Linked DNA regions of Mus musculus: region 2 is linked to region 1. A link is a loop called in an ENCODE intact Hi-C map of the cell type or tissue named here. Cell type or tissue: left cerebral cortex. All regions are shown on one strand. Each heading gives the region's core, and the rest is flanking DNA. Links, peaks and the distances in the headings are about the cores only.

Region 1 (10,673 bases), core at 1,410-9,409:
AAGAATCTGGAGAGAGCATACATGAGCAGCTTGACAGCACACCTAAAAGCTCTAGAACAAAAGGAAGCAAATACACCCAAGAGGAGCAGACGGCAGGAAATAATCAAACTCAGGGCTGAAATCAACCAAGTGGAAACAAAAAGAACTATACAAAGAATCAACCAAACCAGGATCTGGTTCTTTGAGAAAAATCAACAAAATAGATAAACCCTTAGCCAGACTAACTAGAGGGCACAGGGACAGTATCCTAATTAACAAAATCATAAATGAAAAAGGAGACATGCTGGGCGGTGGTGGCGCATGCCTTTAATCCCAGTACTCGGGAGGCAGAAGCAGGCAGATTTCTGACAGGCCAGTCTGGTCTACAAAGTGAGTTCTAGGACAGCCAGGTCTACACAGAGAAACCCTGTCTCGAAAAAAGCAAAAAGAAAAACAAAACAAAAAAAAAGAAAGAAAGAAAGAAAAAGAAAAGTGACATAACAACAGAAACCAAGGAAATCCCCCAAAAAGTCATCAGATCCTACTACAAAAGGCTACACTCAACAAAACTGGAAAAGCTGGATGAAATGGACAATCTCCTAGACAGATACCAGGTACCAAAGTTAAATCAGGATCAGATTAACAGTCTAAACAGTCCCATTTCCCCTAAAGAAATAGGAGCAGTCATTAATAGTCTCCCAGCCAAAAAAGCCGAGGACTAGATGGGTTTAGTGCAAAGTTCTATCAGACCTTCAAAGAAGACCTGATTCCAATTCTCCTCAAACTATTCCACAAAATAGAAACAGAAGGTATTCTTCCCAATTTGTTCTATGAAGCCACAATTACTCTGATACATAAACCACACAAAGATCAAACAAAGAAAAGAGAACTTCAGACCAATTTTCCTTTATGAATATCAATGCAAAAATACTGAATAAAATTCTCTCAAACTGACTCCAAGAACACATCAAAACGATCATCCATCTAGATCAAGTAGGCTTCATTTCAATATATGAAAAGCCATCAATTGTAATCCACTATATAAACAAACTCAAAGACAAAAAAAAAAAAAAAAACTACTATATGATCATCTCATTAGATGCTGAGAAAGCATTTGACAAAATTCAACACTCCTTCATGATAAAAGTCTCAGAAAGATCAGAAATTCAAGGCCCATACCTAAACATAGTAAAAGCAATCTAGAGAAAACGAGTAGCCAACATCAAGCTAAATGGAGAAAACTTGAAGCAATTCCACTAAAATCAGGGTCTAGACAAGACTGCCCACTGCCTCCCTAACTATTCAGTATAGTACTTGAAGTTCTAGCCAGAACAATTAGACAACAAAAGGAGATCAAGGGGATACAAATAGGAAAGAAAGAAGTCAAACTATCAATATTTGGAGATGATACAATAGTATAATTAAGTGACCCCAAGAATTCCACCAGAGAACTCCTAAACCTGAAAAACAACTTCAGTGAAGTAACTGGATATAAAACTAACTCAAAAAAAAATCAGTGCCCTTCCTTTAACACAAAGGAAAAACAGATTGAGAACAAATTACGGAAACAACGTCCTTCACAAGAGTCACAAAAAATGTAAAATACCTTGGTGTGACTTTAACTAAACAAGTGAAAGATCTGTATGACAAGAACTTCAAGTCCCTGAAGAAAGAAATCGAAGATTTCAGACGATGGAAAGATCTCCCATGCTCATGGATTGGCAGGATTAATATAGTAAAAATGGCTATCTTGCTGAAAGCAATCTACAGATTCAATGCAATCCCCATCAAAATTCCAACTCAATTCTTCACAGAATTATAAAGAGCAATTTGCAAATTCATTTGGAAGAATAAAAAACCTAGGATAGCAAAACTATTCTCAACAAGAAAACAACTTCTGGTAGAATCACCATCCCTGACCTCAAGCTGTACTACAGAGCAATTGTGATTTAAAAAAAAAAATGGTATTGGTACAGTGACAGGCAGGTAGACCAATGGAATAGAATTGAAGACCTTGAAATGAACCCACACACCTATGGTCACTTAATCTTTGACAAAGAAGCTAAAACCATCCAGTGGAAAAAAGACAGCATTTTCAACAAGTGGTGCTGGCTCAACTGGCTGTTGGCATGTAGAAGAATGCAAATCAATCCATTCTTATATCCTTGTACAAAGCTCAAGTCCAAGTAGATCAAAGACCTCCACCTCAAACCAGATACACTGAAAATAGTAGAAGAGAAAGTGGTGAAGAGCCTCTAGCACACAGACTCAGGGGAAATTTTCCTGAACTGAACACCAATAGCCTATGCTCTAAGATCAAGAATTGACAAATGGGACCTCATAAAATTGCAAATCTTCTTTAAGGCAAAGGGCACTGTCAATAGGACAAAAAGGCAACCAACAGATTGGGAAAAGATCTTTACCAATCCTACATCCAATACAGGGCTAATATCCAATATATACAAAGAACTCAAGAAGTTAGACTCCAGAGAACCAAATAACCCTATTAAAAATGGGGTACAGAGCTGGGCGTGGTGGTGCACACCTTTAATCCCAGCACTCGAGAGGCAGAGGCAGGCGGATTTCTGAGTTTGAGGCCAGCCTGGTCTACAAAGTGAGTTTCAGGACAGCCAGGGCTATACAGAGAAACCCTGACTTGAAAAAAATGGGGTACAGAGGTAAACAAAGAGTTCCCAACTGAGGAATACCAAGTAGCTGAGAAGCACCTATAGAAATGTTCAACATCCTTAGTCTTCAGGGAAATACAAATCAAAACAACCCTGAGATTCCACTTCACACCAGTCAGAATGGCTAAGATCAAAAACTCAGGGAGGGAGGGAGGGAGGGAGGGAGGGAGGGAGGGAGGGAGGGAGGGAGGGAGGGAGGGAGGGAGGGAGGCAGGAAGGAAGGAAGGAAAGACATTCTATGGCTCATTGTGAATATATGTTTATAACACACATAATATGTTATGTACACCAAATACATAATGTATACGAAAAATATTTATAGAAACAAAGGTTTTATAAAATGGACTTATGCCTTTCCTTATTCCTTGAGTTTCAATCAAATATTTTCATCTCCAACAAATTTTCTAAGATGCTATATAGATTATGAAATTGATTTCACGGCTCATAGACTGAATACGCTGCCCTGCACTGTCTGTCGTGTCCACTCGAGGATGACCACAGCATCATCGTGAGTGGGCTCAGATGCTTAACATGGCGCCTAATTTTGACCTCCTAGTTTACACAGAGCATTACGCATTCTGTGGTTCATTCGTTCAGGTCAATTTGCTATGAAATGACCTTTCCTTAAATTGCATTAGCTGAAGGTATGACTAATAGTCCTTTATTGTATATAAGACTCAACAAAAACTAGTTGTTGCATGGACAGCACGTTTTACTCTTTGACATCACATCATTTGAAATGCCAATAGCAATTTACCTTGTGGTACCATAAATGAAGGAGCACATACTTTGAGGCTGATCTCTAGGTGCTGGCTCTACACCCTGGTTATATCGTTTTTACACCTTTCTTCAACAATATGTTGAAGACAGTAATTTGAAGTGAAAATAAGTATGGTTTTCTGAAGCAATTGACCCAAAACTTAGGGTCAAGACTTTTGAAATTATGATGAAATCTAGGATTCGCCTACTAGCGCAGACAAAACTTTTAAGTGTGTAGCCTGTCATTTGAGAGCCCCTTGCATGAGTGGTCTACCCGCTAATCACAACAGATTTTCAAGTCAGCCGGCGGCTCCTTCCAGGGGGCTGGAGATACGGCTCAGTGGTTAGAAATGCTTACCGCTCTTCTAGAGAATCCAAGTTCAGCTCGAAGCACCTATATTGAGTGAGTGATTCAAAACCACCTGCCAGCTGAGGAGCTCTGACACCCTCTTCTGGTCTCCATGCATGGGTACCCATATACATGTACAAACACACACACACACACACACACACACACACACACACACACACACACTAAAAATATCTTTTTAAGTCAGAGGAATGAAACAAAAGATCATATGTAGAAACAACTACCCTGACCACCTGAAATATATTGTGCTCATTTGGTTTTAGTAGTGACTCTTAACCTTGTACTCATTGAGCCATCCTACCTCCTGGATAAAAGCTAGAACCAATCGAGGAGGTGAGCCTGTCATTTCTGTGTTTGCCAGCACATCACACCACCAAGCTGGAAGACCCTCTGCTGTGGGGTAGCAACAGGGACTGAAGATGGTGGACAGCGCTCTAGAGCTGTTTACAGCTGTGCCCAGAGTTCCCATCAGTCACATGGGTGAGACACACCACAGGGCTTCTCTGTTTTAATGAGTCAGTTAAGGTATTAGAAGCCACCAGATTGTTGTAATTTTTGGTAAATATCATGCAGACTATCAAACGCTGAGCATAAACAACGTCTGAGTTGCAAGCGAAGCTGTAAACCACATGAGTGGGGTTCCACTGCCACCTGCTGCCCACATGGCCTAATTGCAATCTCAAGTTTGGGTATGGCAAATGCCAAATGTCTGAATTCACCATAGACACACAGAAAAACCAGGTCGCTTGCTTGCAATGCCAGGAACGGGAGAGAATATGCTTTGTGAGTTTACTCTAGATTTGTCTCACCCGCCTTCACTGTCCCAGGCGCAGTCTCATGTGTCCTCTGCACTTCTTGACAGGATTGGAGGCGCCATTCCCACTGTGTTCTCCTACTTCGCTGAAGTCCTGGCCCGGGAGAAGCGGGGTGAGCACCTCAGTTGGCTCTGCATGTTCTGGATGATTGGCGGCATCTACGCCTCCGCCATGGCCTGGGCCATCATTCCCCACTACGGTAAGGTGACTTCCCTCTCTATTTGTTTCCTCTCTGTTCTGAGCTCTGGCTTTCATAACACTCCGGAGGTGGAAAGGTTTGTGTACAGTAAGGCTGTCACGTGGTTCTTTGGGCACATGGATGACAGTGAGACTCCTGTGCTATCCCTGCACAGTGCTTTCGGGTCACCCCATCACCGCCTTTCCCTTAGTTGGGACTCCTTCGGTCTAGCCCGTCTCTGACACTGTGTGCCTACATTCAGAGTCAGGTCCCACAGGTCTGACTCAGTCCTACACAACTGACCCAAGGCTTCAGATGCCAGATGTAAGTCCCTGCCTCCTGTGACTGACCAGCTAGAAGCCTGACCTTTCCCCCACACCCCTCCTCAGGTCCAATCAGTTTCTAGAATGGCTCACAGATCTCGGGGATACCTTAAATTCCAGTTTATTATCAAGGATGTCACAGATGGTACAGGTAAGGTGCGGATGAAGACATGTGGGGAGGGGAAGAGCTTCCATGCCTTCTCCAGCACCACCATCCTCCCCCCGCCCCCCTGCACTCCACGAGTTCCGCAGCCTGAAGCTTCATAGTTCATGGGCATGATCTGTTACTAACCCAGTCTTTAGCCAGAGAACGGTGTGCGTAATTGCGGTATGCCTTTCCGGTGACCAGCTCTACCCAGGAACCAATCAAAACTTATGTCATCTGTACAAAGACATTCCTATCACCTAGATAATTTCCTAGGATGTGGAGCTCCATGTCGTGAGCTGAGGATGAAGTCTCGCCTGTATTTGCTATTAAGAACCACAGATTATATTCAATGTTAATATTTTGGTGTGTGAAGCTCTCACTCATTTACTCGCTGTAGCTATGGAGCTGATCTGAGGTTGATTCCCACAACATTCAGGGGGGGACGCAGACCCTCCACAGGGTATTATCCAGAGAGACTACACCATCTGCCACCTGCAGATGACAGATGTTGTGTTATAGAGAGGTGACTTCCCATCACTCTTGAGCCGTCACACCTTTCAGATACACAGGGTGCCTGGTTTGGGGGCAGGAGCAAGAGTCCTGGCTCACAGATAGTGATCTACAACACATAAGCAACACTACCTAGCCGGACTCCCCAGAGGCTCAGTTTCTCCTCAGCATTCGCTGTTCCTGCTTCTGTGAGCAGTAGAGGCCATGACAGTCTCAGAAAATGCAAGTTTCACATTGTTACATTTATAAACACTGAGGTGCAGGAGTCAGGGGAAACCAGGGATCCAAGTCAATGTGCAAGGAAGAGGAAAGGAAACCAACACCCCCCCTCCCCCTCCCCCGCCCCTTTCCCTCTCCCGTATGTGTGCGCATGCGCACGTGTATGCACGCATGCGTGTGAATAGGCTGACATTTGAAAAGTAGAAATACTGTATAAATTAAAATTACAAGGGATGTAGCTCAGTGGCAGAGTGTTTGTCTGGCTTGTACGAGGAAGGCCCTGGATCCAAACTCCAGCATTGAAAACCAACAAACAAAACCAACACAACATATGGTCCACTCTTGGTTCTTTCCAAAAATATGATCAACGGAAACAAACTCGGTTTTTAAAAACCCCTTCCTTATTTTCTCGATAAAGCATAATTTTGTGAGGGTCTCGTCAGACATGCAGGTGGGTATTCTGAGACGCTATCCTTTGTTTCACTGCATTGAGTACAGAACTTGAGATGTCTCACTCTTTCCTTTGATAAGCCTAAAAGGTTATGTAAATGTCAAAATTATATTTAACAAGAACACAAAATCGAGACATGAATGGTCTTGGTCTGTAGAGAGCTTCCCTTTGCTGAGTGCTGAAGTTGTGAAGGATGTGTTAGCCCAAGTGGTGAGCTTTTCGTCTTTAGATTACAGCTGACCTCAGGACCTCAGGCGCCCTCAGGACCTCCGGTTGTAAGAGCAGCATTGAGTCCAGGCGCTTCCACCTCTCAACTCAGACCAACAAAAAGAAAGACACTTGAGATGTTACTCTGTGGGAACTAGAGGAGGAGAAAAGGAGATGCAAACATTGTGCAAAGTCTAACCCTACTCACTGTTGTTCCCAGAGCTACTGCTGGCCGGCCCACAGGCAGCCTTTGTGGCAATGAGGTGCTGTGGCCAGCAAGATGGCTCCATGGCTAAGCAAGCATTGCTCTTGCAGAGGACCTGAGTTCAGTTCCCAGCACCCACATCAGACAGTTCACAGCTACTTGTAACTCTGGCTCCAGGGGTACCCAACATCTCTGGCCTCTATGGGCACTGGTGGTACTCATGTGCACATATCCCTCCACAAACAAACACATACACATAATTAAAAATAATAATAATAAATCCTTTTTTTAAAAGGTACCATCTGAGTGGGCAAAACTGTAGCTCCATTCAATATTTTTGCATGGGTAAGAGGGAGATAACTCTCTCTGTGTCTCTGCCTCTCTGTCTCTGCTCCCTATTCACTCTGCTGTTTCTCTCTTTTTCTCCCTACCCCTACTTAGCCCTCTCTAAGACGGCCTTTTCCATTGTCTCGCCTGCTCATGACACCTCCACTCCTTGACTAAAGCCTGCTCTCTCTGGAGCTCCTTGGCTGCTTGTAGATTCTCTCCTGGTCCCTCCCCTCCCTCCATATCACTCAGCTCTCATCTCCAGGCCATGCTAACCCTCTTAGATTAGCTTCTGGCTTTTCCTTTCCTGCTAGGGATCCAGCCCCTGTGACTCTCCCTAACCCTTCCCTTCCTGTACCTATGCACGGCCTGCACACTTTTTTTCTTTGCCAGCCTTTGCCAGTGGCTGACCCCCAGGGATAAGCACACGTAAGCTCTTTCGTTTTAATATCAAACAGAGCAAACTAATTCATCTATCAAAATGAATCAATCCATCTCTAGCTGGCATGTCACAAATCACATTGTGAAAGGTGAGAATTTAACAGAATGAGATGTCTGCGGTTGGCTTTAATTGTGATGTGGGTAGAACCTTGAAAACAATGGCCTAGAGAGTAAAGTCAGCGTTGGGATGGTAAAGTCTTAGGGCCCAAATTTCTGGAAGTCTTTCCATGACCATAAGTGTAGAACTAACAGCAAATCATCACAACCAAGTCCTGTCTGCCAAGTGGAGCCAACAGGGTGGGGTGGGGGATTTTTTAATTTTTTTAATACACCCTTGCTAGATTCACTGTTGGCTTTGAAGAGCTTTGTTTGCTTTTTCAAAGGCTGTAGTGGCACTGAAAGACTCCAAGAGGAGCCCCTCGCTCAGGCCTCAGGACAATAGAGGACACCCAAGAACTCACGATAGACCAAGCTTGATGTAAACCACATGAGGCTTTATTCGGAGAAAGCCAGAGCTCTGGGGACGACTCATATCCCACGCAGGGGTAGAGGAGTCGACCTCAAGGGGAAAGAGGTCCCAGTTTTTATAGGCCCTCAGGGGGGAAGGAGAAGAGGGGAAGTAGGGGATTTCCAGATCTAAACAATGTGTATTCTCAAGAAATGGGTATAGGAGGGGTACAAGGAAAGAGTCTGGTGCAGGTGTAGCAACTCAGGATTGGCCAGGCTGTGGTTGTTGGGGAGATTTTCTGACTCTTTCTCAGCAACCAATATCACAAACACCTGGCAATGGGCTTCATCAGTGGGCACACACATGGGTCAGGGAATGGTCAAAACATTGGCAGACACACAGGTTCAAGGAGTGGCCAGAGCATTGTGCACCTCTATTTTTCTAAATCAGTGAAGCTAGTTCTGCTAACAGTGACATCTACCTTGCCAATTTCAGGGCTTCTGTGTCCTTTTACATTCTGTCAGGATCTTTTAGCACGTGAACTCTTTTAACCCCAGCGCTTGGGAGGAAGAGGCAGGCAGATCTCTGTCTACAGAGTAAGGTCCAGGACAGCCAGGGCTACAAAACCAAACCTAGTCTAAGAGGAAGGAATCAAAAGTTCCTACGCCTAGGTGTCTGCAGGTGAGGTTGCCATCACAACAGCTTTCTTGGGGGCGTCCCTCACAGAATGACTTAGCCATGTGCACATTGTTCTATGGAAATCACACCTTTTCGTAAACGTTTTCTACTCCCCCACAATCAAATTGGATCCCCTAGGGTGAGGACTCAGCATTTTTTTTTATTCTTACCCTTTCCAGCGTAAAGTATGAACAACAACAACAACAAAAATACAAATTATATATAGTTGATTTTTACAACCTACCTTTGTATTGTGCAATGTGGCTAATCCTGTAAAACCTCTTGTCGAGACCTGAGTTAGATCCCTGGAATCCCCATAGTGGAAGGAAAAAAACTGACTCCACAAAGCTGTTCTCTGAACTCATCGTGGGCACCAAGGTGCACCCAGACACACACACACACACACACACACACACACACACACACACACACACCATTAAATAAAGGAATAAATGCAAAGATTTTTTTAAATAGACAAAGAACGAAATGTATAGGGGCAAGCTTTATACTCTCAATGGAAAGCCTGCTTTGTCTGAAAGACTCTGAAGCCCATAGAAACACGAGCGGGTGGCTGTTCCTCTTCCATCACTCCATCCTCTCTCATCGATGAGCTCTATCCATGTAGGGCTGTGTAAGAGGGAATTTGAGAGCATGGTGTCATGGCTTGAAGTTAGGTGTTGCTTTTCTCAAGCCAACAGTAGGATTTGGTCTGGAAGGAAAGCGTGGATGGATGATCAACCTCTATGTTGCAAATATGTTTCAGCTGGTAAATGCACACACACACACACACACACACACACACACACACACACACATACACACACACGGCTCTCTTGGCAACCCTGAGTCCAGATGCTTCTCTTCTGCCTCCAGGGCACGAGCATCATTGGGGATCCTGAGCCAGAAGCAACTGAGATACAGGCCATGGTGCCACACAAGCCTCTGAGGCAAAACACATCTTAAGTTTGCCCCAGGGCTTCTGAAAGAATTCTTGAGCAGCAGAAAGAGGGTTTTGATGGCTTCATGGCCTGGTAAGTTAAGACATGAGTGCTAATGGTGGTGGGAGGTAAGGCTAGATAACAGGACCAGCCTAGGCTTTGAACCAGCATCGGATGATGACGGCACTTTTCTCCGCTCATTCAGTCTTTGGTAAAGTTAAAGCTTTATCCAGAGCCAGGTAGTTGGTAATACCTGAAGATTTCCAGTATAAAAATCACTCACCTGTAATCCTAGCACTGAGCAGGGCTACATAGTGCATTTCAGCAGGGCAAGGCTACACAGTGAAGCCCTGCCTTACTCTCCATCTCTTCGCTCCCCCTTGCCTCGTCTCCCTCCTCCCTTCACCCTTCCTTCCCAGCAAACTAAGTCTCAAGACCCAGAACAGCAGCAGGCTTTGCCCTTCTCCAGCATCTCCCCTGCTCTCCACCTGCATGCAGGAGCTGCTGGGATGCCCGATTCACTCCTGATAGCTGAAGCATTGTCACTAGAACGAGGGGTAAGGGAGGAGACAGCAAAGCCAGGGAGCACTCCTGGCCTCAAGCACTAGGTGCCCATAACAGCCATAACTAAGGGTATAGCTCTCCTGGGCACCTCCTCGCAGAACCTGACCCAGTGGAAACTGCTACCAGCACATAAAGGGACAGGCCAGGTTTTCCTCTGCTTCAGAAGTTGTATTGCCATAACTATCTAGATTTGTTGTATTATGCTTTTGTTGATATTGTCCATTATGCACATATAGCTTCTCTCTTTCTACCATGTGAATTCTGAGAATCAAACTCCAGGACCAACAGCAAGCACTTTATACTCACTACGCCATCTCCCCAGCCCTGGGTTGATTCTTGCCAGCACCTGTGGCCCACATGGTGACAAACGGGAGCTTGAAGGTGGCTCTTTGCTTATATCATTTTCTTAGATGTAAATCCAGAAGA
Region 2 (10,673 bases), core at 1,193-9,192, 560 kb before region 1:
TATGACTTAAAGACATTACTCATTAAGATTTAGAGGCTTTAGATCTACTCATTCTCTAAGTAAGAATAGTGGTAAGAGCTGAATTAACCTTTATCCCTCTGAAGCTCATCCTTGGAGACAGCGTCAGCACAGACATCAAAGTACTTCTGGAGAGTATCAACCTGCCGGCACAGGATGTCCCGAAATGTCTCCATTTCAGCCAGTTTCTCACGTAAACTGTGGCCTTTCTGCAAAGCACAAAGAGCGGGTGTATGAGTAAAGTTAACCGAATCCGGGCTGTTGGCCCTGTGACGTCTGCTCACCTTTTAGGCTGACGCCCATGCATGGAGGGAATGGGATAACTAGGGCTATAAAGTTCAAGGTACTGCTCCTAGGAACAGGCTTGAAGAGGGCTTTGAAACTGACAAACCCATAAATAATAGGAAAGGAATACTGCCTGATAATCTGCTAAAACACTGTGGAGAGACATAGACAGACCTTGAAATGGACAAATTCATTATTACTGGATGTAATTTAGTAGTATTGACGAGTGTTGACAGGGAAACCCTGAGGAGAAGATGAAGTCAGACCACCTAAGTCTGTCCTTGCCATTGTATATGAGTTATCTAACAAGCCTTTGAATAGGAAATCAATAGTGTTATGTGACTTTTGTCTCAAGAGATGCAAACAAGCTGTGCTAGGTGCAGAAGCATTGATTACTTTTGCAGTGCGGTGGTTAACCCCGGGACGTTTGCAAGCTAGCCAAGTGCTCTGCCACCGAGCCAAATTCTTAAGGCATTGATTATTAATCTGTGGATGCTGGTCAGTTCTACATCAGCAAATCATTTTAATCTTCTCCAGATTCTCCTTTGAACCAAGCTGTAAAGTCATGTCTTACGTCATTAATGAATGAAGGTAAATCTAACGTGTTCATTTTCTATTTGTATGCACCATGATTTCATCCCTTATTTTATAACAACTTCAAATAAATTACATTATAGAAAAGTTCTTCTAAAAAACAAACCTAAAAAAACCTATCAAGGACTGGATAGATGGCTCAGAGGATCAAAATGCTTACTGCCAAGCCCGACAACTGGAGGTTAACTCCTGGGACCAAATGGTGAAAGGAGAGGACTGATTCCTACTAATTGTTCTCTGCAATATGCATGCAGACGTGTATCCGGATGCATGTGTGTGCAGGGACACACACACAAAGCCATAAAGACACGCACACACAAACAAAAATAAAAGCCATCAGTGTGCTCACAGTGTCCAATCCTCACAATCCTCACATGACATCTCCTTAAAGCACTGTGATCACAAACCTTGAAAGAAGAGGTGGACGTAGCAGAATAGCCACTCGCTCCAGACACCAGTGACACCATTGAGCCATGTCTACGCAAGCTGGACTCAGATCCATATCCCGATTCAGTCTAAAAAAGTAAAAGTAAAGTCTACATTAAAAATATTAAATAGAAATATTTAAGAGGGTGAAAAAAATCAGTAAGGTTATTATAACAGCAATTACCAATTTGGATTTATATAAGAAATAGCCAACCCACTGATGCAAAAATTGCCTTTCAAGTCTCTGTTGACACAGTAATTTAGAATGCTTCATGTTTGCACTAACAAGCTAAACAAGTTATTTAACAATAGGATCAATAGTGGTCAAACTCACAAGGAAACAGAATGGTGCTGAGCAGAAACTGGGGAAGGGCTTCAATGAAGATGAAAATGTCAGAGCTGTAGGAGGAATACTGTAAATGTACTTTTGTTCTTTAGAGGAAAGTCAGTGATCTCCCTCTACAGTCATTGAAGCTTAAATATAATGCTACACTGAAACTTGACCTATAATCCCAGTTTATCTGTATTTTCTTCCTAAAAAGATTTTGCATTATTTTTTAAGTGTGTGTGTGTGTAGCTGGGGTGTGTGTTGCGGATGGGTGTTGGAGTGACCTCAGGTCCTCTGGAAGGGCAGACTGTGCTCTTACCTGATGAGCTCTCGAGCCCTTGTCTCTCTGTATTTCAACAATGCTTATTGTAATTGTAGATTTAGCATAAAATTTTAATAGCTTATATTTAAAAATTGCTACTTGACTTAAATCTTTCTGAAAGCCAACTGTAAATGTTCCCTTCTTTAGTTACCTTGAAAGCTCATGACACAAAGAAGAGTTCATCTTTGCTAGTCATAGAAGGTAACTTGGACTCCTGGGTGTTTGTGCATAGATCCAGCATTGTCATAATAAATTTGTTTTCTTTTTAATGAGCTGGATACCTGTCATAACATCCATTTTACATGCTATTCTCAACCAAATGCTAGTAATATCATCAAAGCAATCATCTATGGAAAAGTTTCCAAGTTCCTGAAGCCAAAGCTTTTGGATCTGATTACAGGACTCAGGTCTGGAGAGTTGGCTCAGTGGTTAAGAGCATTTGTTGCTTTTGCAGAGGACCCAGGGTTTGATTCTCAGCACTCACATGGCACCTTAAAACCCTTTGTAACTTCAGTCTTAGGGGATCCAATTCCCTCTTCTGGTCTCCATGGCCACTAGGCATGCAAGTGGTGCATATAATTATATGCAGGTAAATACCCATAAAATAGGATAAATAAAACTAATAATAAAATAAATTACAGCAAATCAAATATTTTTGTTGTAGAAATCCAAGACTCTGTATTGTATCTTTTGGTAGAATATCACATTATACCTATTATGGTTTTAAACAATAGAATATCACATTATACCTATTATGGCTTTAAACAAGTATTTGTATTTAAATTACTGTACTTTATTTGAACCGAGGAAAATCATATAGCCTTTTCAAACACTAATACTAAAAGCAAAGAAACAAAAGCTAGATTATGTATCGTAATCACTAAGTTTCTTTTCCCTCCCTTTCGCTCCCTGTTTCCTCTACCTTCTGTATCCCTCCTTTTCACTGAGACAGGGTCTTGCTATAAAACAGCAACAACACAAACACACACATGTACAGACAGCAAAACTACGATGAGAGGGGATGTCAGGGTACAGAGTATAACATATGTGACAGTATACATAAGTGAGGACTATAAAAAGGTACAAGAAAAATTTAAGGGTGTTTATCAAAATGCAAACTGCAAATAAACTAAAATCAGTAAAAAATTAGAGAATATAAATAAGCCTGTAAGTCCATTTGAGTATCACAGGATCACACCAAAAGGAACCTGTAATTACAGCAATCATGGAGCTGACAGAGTAAGGCTTCTTATCTCTTAATGATATCCACTGGTAGAATATAAATCCTACAGGTAGGTGTTCCACTTGCCCTTAAGGCTGTTTGAGTTTTTTCTTCTGTTTTCACAAGAATACTAACTTGTAAGTTTAGTATTTCTACATTTTACTAGAATGGGTTTGGTAATTGCCGAAGACTGAAATTAGAAATAAGAAAATCTGTTAACAGACAACAAAATCTAAAGACTTTCAGAAATTAAGTATCGCAGATATCTATGAGAGTCATTTCTAAGCAGAAATTAAATAAAACAGCTCTCTACAATTTACAGTCCAATTTTAAAGATACAAATTATAGACATTTTAAAAATATTCAAAATTCAACAATGTGGCCTTGAAATGCAAATGAATCCACTCTTCTCGGTTTTTGCTCACACCCAGAAGTCTCGGGCAGAGAAGTAAATGGTAGTGAGGCTTTTGAAGGCCTTGTTATCAAACAAGGAAAAGCTTTACTAAAGGTTTCTCACACTACAGCTTCTAGAGCTTCTCTTTCTCCAAGCTCCAGTATCTTAAAACAGGCAATACCATCTTATGACAAGGACATGATAAAACCAGATTCTACTACAATACTGGTGTAATATATGTTAAATCATGAATAACACATGGATGTTCATTATGATTAGAGTATTTGTCTTTAATAACTTCCCTAAAATAAATTCCATGATAAATTATGAAAATCAGTCTAGTAAACGAACAAATCCTAATTTCATTGTTACTCAATATAAATAATGAAGATTTGTTGTTCTAGATCTGTTAATTGCAATAGTTTTAACAAAAATGAGAGCTGTAGAATAAAATATCAAGAACAGTCACATATTAAAGGAATAGCTAGACAGCCACTTTAATACATAAACATAGTGCTCTAAATTGATTTTCTATTTCTTTCAAGTCAAATCTACCAAAGATGCCAATATGAAAAGAAAACCTTTGTTAGACAAGTAAAAATTCTAAATGAATAGTAATTTTGCGTACAACAATCAAAGCAACATTAATTTGAATTTGAAATATCTGCTTTTTTTTTTGAGGGAAGAGTATGGTAGAGGTAGAAGAAAATGGGGAGAAATTACAGTCACTATAACAACACAGTGTTCCGCTCACTGGTGCTGCTTTAGGGCTAATCCTTGAAAGGAATGCTGGTCTTTCCATCTCTCTCATTCTCCCACAGGAAAGAAGCTGAACTCACAACCTTTAATCACCTACCTATGAGTATTGTGAAAATCCCCAGTTCTACCCAGATATAACCAGTTACAAAAGGGAGGCCTTTCCTTTCCTTTCCTTTCCTTTCCTTTCCTTTCCTTTCCCAATATTTGCTTTAGGACACCTCCCAGCCCTTTCAGGGGAGGCTGCAAGGCAGAGGGTGGACATGGAGGGACCGGGAGATGAGAGCAATTGGGGGACATGGTGTGAAATTCACAAAGACTCAATACAAAGGAAAAAAAAAAGAGTCCCCCTCTCATTGGGGCTATGGAACCTGAAGAGGTTACCTCCTGCAGCCTTGCAGGAACCCCAGTGGAGCAATACAGACACCAACCTACCCACAAAAATTTCAACCCAAAATTTATCCTGTCTACAAGAAATATAGGCACAGGGGATGAGCAGAGACTGAGGGACTGGCCAACCAATAACCAGCCCAACTTAAGACCCATCCCATGGGCAAGCACCACTCCCTAACACTATTAATGATACTGTTATGCCTGCAGGCAGGAGCCTAGCATGGCTGCTCTGAGAGGCTCCACACAGCGGCTGACTTGGACAGATGCAGAGACCCACAGCCAACAGTGGATGGAGCTTGGGATCTCTTACGGAAGAGCAGGGGAAGGATGGCAGACCAAAGGGGACAGGACTCCACAGGAGCCCAACAGAGTCAACTAACCTGGACCCTTGGGGCTCTCAGAGTTTGAATCACCAACCAAAGAGCATACATGGGCTGGACCTAGGCCTCCCACATATATGTAGCAGATGTGCAGCTTGGACTTTGGGTGGATCTTGAACAACTGGAGCAGAGGCTATCCCTAAAGCTGTTGCCTGTCTGTGGGATACGTTCTTTGAGCTGGGCTGCCTTGTCTGGCCTCAGTGGGAGAGGACGCGCCTAGCCTTGCAGACACTTGATGTGTCAGGGTAGGGTGATCCTTAGGGGGCCCTATCTGCTCGGAAAAGGGAAAGGGGGTGAGTATTGTTGGAAGGGGTGCCAAGGAGGCAGGCAGTGAATGGAATGTAAAGTGAATCAGTTAAAAAAAAAAAAGTCCCCCTTTCACTGTCCTGCAACACAAACCTCTTCTTTCTCAACTTTGCCAGAGTTTAAAATGACAGCTGGCTAGGGATACATTACAAGTTACAAATATCATATATAAGACATGGTTTCTCTCTAAATATCACAGTAATGAGATTATGCCTACATTATATTTAAACATTCAATCCTTACAAAAAGAAAACAGAAAAACAATGACAAAAACAAATCAAAAACGAAAACCTCCAAACAAAAAAATTAAAAAAACAAACAAACTGAAACTGCTCTTCTGTCCAGTAGAGGGAGCCATTAGCATACTACTCAGATTGTATGCCTGGAAAGCTGACAGGGGTTACTACTGGTCAAAGAACTATCTTAACCTTTAGACTAATTCCTTTATCCTATGTGCTTGGGATTTTTAGATTTCAGAATATTATAATTAAATCACACAGTTCAAAGCTATGAACTTAATAAAATAGTAGAACTGTCTACAAACTTACTTATCTTAAAGTTACTAGGCCAGTTTGATAGTTTAACTATATGGAAGATAAATTTAACTATCATTTTGCATCATTAAATCATCTAAGCCCTAAAAGTGGCATATAAATATACTAAATATTGAATTTAAAATTGTAAAGCATTTTCTTTAAATAATTTTTCCTATTAATGATCACTATCAAGCAATACAGCAAAGAAAAAGGCAAACATTTCCATATGGTGTCAAAAATTACCTAGTCATGATTTAAATTAAGGGAAAAGAGAAAATACAAAAATATTAACATCAAAATATAGGACTTTTTCTGAAATGGAAATTCTAAAAAGCCCAAGCAGCTGAACTGCAACATCCATCAGTCTGGGACCCATGTTATAAGAAGACAAACCTTATAGGAAGCAAGATGCTGTATCTTAAGAGAGAATGGATATGAGTGGCTGGACAGATGCTTCAGTAGTCAACAACCATCCTAACTCCAACTTCAGGAACTAAACACCTTATTCTGGCTTTCAGTGACACCGCACTAACATGCCATACCCCACCCTCACATAATTAAAAAACTCCAAACATCTTTTTAAATAGTATGTTTTAACACATTTACTCCAGAAAGCATCACTGAAAATCATACAATGGGAAAAGCAACAGTAAAGGCAAAGAGGTAGGGCTCCTTTGGACAGTGAGTGTTGTTCCTAACTCCTTTGCTATCCTCACTGTATGACTGGACTTTATACACTGTGTTCAGAGTCACAACACTGCTTAGAAAAGGATCTGGGATTCAATTCCAGATTCATGTGCCCATCTCTAACATTTCCTCCAGGTATCCTGGTGATGGACTCCAGACTCTTAGACAAAGGCTTGGAAAGTATTGGAAGTCCTGGCAGACTGACAAGGGACCAGTTCAACAGCTGAGGTGCAACTGGGCAGGAAAAGAATAGGAAATGAAAGGGTTGAGGCAATGAGGGAAAGACAAAAGGGAAGGGGTAAGGGAGAGTCAGAGCTGGTAAAATACTCTAAGGACAAAGAAAAGCCCGTGCAGGCCCTGACCCTCAGATCTCAAGCTAAGTGCTGTAATACCCTGATTCTGATACCCAAGGCCTGCACAGAGTTCAGAATCCCAAGGGTCTCCTGCTGCTGCTGCTTCATACTTACGTACTGTCACAAATTGCTACTGTCAAGTCAATGAAGGAAACGAAAGCTCTTAAAGACCAGTATTTTTTGTCCACCTTGAGTATCTCATCCATCCATAAGCTCTACACAGGTAGAATAAAAAAATCCTCATCGAGGGGACTGGGAGACAGACTGATGCACAGGTTTCTAACCACTTTGATTTTGTCCTCCTACAATTTCTCCCCTGTGTACTCAGGCTGAAGAATAGCAATCTATTTCTTTTATTTCTTGTTACATAGTGTTGATCTCAGCATTTCCCATCTGACCTTTCCCACAGTACTTAAATAGGGTCTTGTTAACAGCAGATACACAACTGCATAGAATGTTAACCTCTTTTCATTTACTCTTAAATATTTTATATCAGTAATACAATAAAATAAGTCTTTTGCTCTAGCATGTGTTTGTGGGTTTATTCCTGTTTTGAAATATGAATCAAGATGAATGTTTTTAAGTGCACAATTCAATACACACACACACACACACACACATTGTTGTACCAACAAACTCCAGACACTTCATCGTGTGAAACGGAAACTCCGTATGCGTTAACCAGCAGCACAGCATTTCTCCCTCCTTTCAACTGTGGTAACTACAACTGTGGCTCTAAGCTTGTCTCCTTACACACTGACCTTCAAGACTACTTAAAATCATCATTAAGTCCTTTGTCCATTGCTGAACTGTTTTTAATATTGTAGTTAGGTCTTAGAAATTCTCTGTATAAAATGGGTATTATTAGAAAATGAAAACATTTTCCCAACTACAAGTTCTTTTTTGCTCTATGAAGTGTTTTAATGCAGCAAACCTGCCAATCTTCATAATGTTGAATTTGTCTGTTTCTTTTACTGCCTGAAAAGTAGAGTTACACCTAATAAGTGACTGCCAGGATGAATGCTGTGAACATTTTGCCAAGTTTTCATGATGACCTTAGGTATTTCCTTCCTGGATGCCTGTGATGGTTTGTATATGCTCAGCCCAGGGAATGGCCCTATTAGAAGGTGTGGCCCTGTTGGAGTAGGTGTGTCACTGTGGGTGTGGGCTTTAAGACCATCATCCTAGCTGCCTGGAAGCCAGTATTCTCCTAGCAGCCTTCAGATGAGGATGTAGAACTCTCGGCAGCTCCTGTACCATGCCTGCCTTGATGATAATGGATTGAACCTCTGAACCTGTAAACCAGCCCCAATTAAATGTCCTTATAAGAGTTACCTTGGTCATGGTGTCTGATCACAGCAGTAAAACCCTAAGACAGTGCCCAACTTTTTGACATCATGATACTGTCAGTCATCTACAAAGGTACCACTTATGAGTTAAAGACAAAGCCACAAAAGAAATCTCAGAATGTGTTTGAAGTAAGTTTACTATTTGGTGTTGGGCCACATTCATAGCTATCTTCAAGTACATGTAGCTCATGGCCAGACACACCAGCTAGATTCTCATCCATGTTAAGTAATTAATTATATGGTTTTGGATAAGCATGATTTTAAAGATTGTTTTGGTAATGAAGTCTCTTCAGGCTACAAATAAACATTGGGTAGATTTTCTATTTCTGCACAGAAATGTCATTAGGAATATGAAGGCACTGTATTAGATACACAGCACATTTTAGATAGACCAGAAATAATAGCAATATTAAATTATGCAAATTAGACCACAAGTTGCCATTTGTATCTTCTTTCACCTTTTAAAGTATTTTTCACTTTTGTGGATGTGTCCATCTGTGTGTTAACACCTTGTATGTTCAGGTAACTGTGGAGGCCAGAAGGTGCTGGATCCTCAGAAGCTGGAGTTATAAGCAGTTCTGAACTGTCTCAGATGTAGGTGCTGGGAGCCAAACATAAATGCTCTGGAAGAGCAGCAAGTACTTTTGAGCCATCTCTCTCCAGCCCCATGTCCTTCCTTCTTTCCTTTCTTTCAATGATCAAATTTCCTATATTAACTTGGGAATTGTGGTGGCTTAAATGAGAGTGGCCCCCATAGGCTCATAATTTTGAATGTTTGGTCCCTAATTGGTGGGCTTTTAAAGGAAGAATCAGGACGTGTGGGCTTTTGGGAGAAGGTAGCCGCAAGGGATGGGCTTTGAAGTTTCCAAAACACATTCTAGGCTCAGTCTGGAGATCTCTGCCTACTGTACGTGGATCAAGGTGTAAACTCCGTTTCTACTCCAGTCACCATGCCTGCCTGCTGCAAGGTCTCTCTACCACGATGATCATGAGCTAACCCTCTGAAACTGTAAGCAAGCCTTCAAATAAATGCTTTCTTTTATAAGTTGACTTGGTCATGGCATCTCTTCATAGCAACAAAACAGTAATTAAAACATAGTTGGTAGCAGGGAGTAGCTCACTGCAGTAACTGGCCTGCCTGACCACGCTGTTGGTGGAATGTGGAATTTGGGACTTTGGATTAGAAAAGCAACTAATAGGCAGAAACCCCAGAGAAGCAATAGAGATACCAACCCACCCACAAAACTTTCAACCTAAAATTTATCCTGTCTACAAGAAATGCAGGGACCGGGGATGGTGCAGAGACTGAGCCTAACCAAAACTGGCCCAACTTGAGACCCATCTCATGGGCAAGTACCAATCCCTAGCACTATTAATGATACTGTTATGCTTGCAGGCAGGAGCATGGTTGCCCTATGAGAGGCTCCACCCAGCAGCTGACTCAGACAGATACAAGATACCCACAGCTAAACAGTGGATGGAGCTTGGGGACTCTTATGGAAGAATAGGAAGAAGGATTGCAGGCCCCAACGGGATTAGGAACTCCACAGGAAGACCAACAAAGTCAACCAGGACCCTTGGGGCTCTTAGAGTCTGAACCACCAACAAAAGAAGATACAGGGGCTGGACCTAGGCCTCCCTGCTCATCTGTAGCAGATATACAGCTTGACCTTCATGTGGGTCTCAAACAACTGGTGCAGAAGCTATTCCTAAAGTTGTTGCCTGTCTGTGGGATATGCTCTACTAGCTGGGCTGCCTTGTCTGGCCTCAGTGGGAGAGAAATTTCCCTATCCTTGCACAGACTTGAAGTACCAGGGTAGCGGGGATACCCAGGGGCGCCACCATCCACTTAAAAGAGAAGGGCAGAGGGACATGGGGGAAGAACTGTGTGTGTGTGTGTGTGTGTTGCCCTGGGAAGGGTGCAATGTGTGGGATATAAAGTGAATATGTTAAAAAAATAAAATTAAATTAGGAAGGAAGGAAAGCAGCTGAATGCTGCAGGCAGGACTTAATGGACGGACAAGCCAGGTAGAAGTGTGGAAGATTGTATTGCTTCGAGCAATTTGCTTTGGAGGCCCATCTCCAGGTTTCAGAGCAAAATTGTATTAGTGACTAGATAGAGACCATTCTTGTGATATTTTAGCAAAGAAAGTGGATGTCTTTTGCCTTGTCCTAAAAATCTGCCCCAAGTAAAACTGAAAAGTATAGACTAATATTGACAGAGCAGATTCCATGCTAACCTAGTAATCTTATGCACATTTACAATGAAAAAGAGCAAGTGGGGCAAAAAAAGAAATAAAAAAACCATACAAGTTTAAGGAGAA

Evidence for each region. Hi-C counts contacts between places; a loop is a spot of excess contacts. Peaks named below come from ENCODE experiments on the same cell type or tissue, not always from the same donor. Only the 100,000 strongest peaks of a DNase experiment are listed, where the experiment ranks them.
Region 2: a loop joins it to region 1, with 5 times the contacts of the local background. A loop is called at or near these places in 18 of 42 quality-filtered maps.

Annotation. Positions count from the first base shown.
Region 1 is chr13:96,024,619-96,035,291 of GRCm38, reverse strand. Sv2c (synaptic vesicle glycoprotein 2c) reads left to right here. Exons shown (of 13, transcript NM_029210.1): 4 at 4,658-4,809. Among named protein-coding and RNA genes, the nearest start is that of Sv2c, 100 kb to the left of the region's middle. In left cerebral cortex, for the core only: a CTCF peak has its summit at 4,451 (motif pointing left); a DNase peak (open chromatin) is centred at 4,448.
Region 2 is chr13:96,588,944-96,599,616 of GRCm38, reverse strand. Cert1 (ceramide transporter 1) reads right to left here. Exons shown (of 18, transcript NM_023420.2): 4 at 1,305-1,412; 5 at 89-227. Among named protein-coding and RNA genes, the nearest start is that of Gm46436, 22 kb to the right of the region's middle. In left cerebral cortex, for the core only: a CTCF peak has its summit at 5,764 (motif pointing right); a DNase peak (open chromatin) is centred at 5,803; H3K27ac peaks cover 733 bases.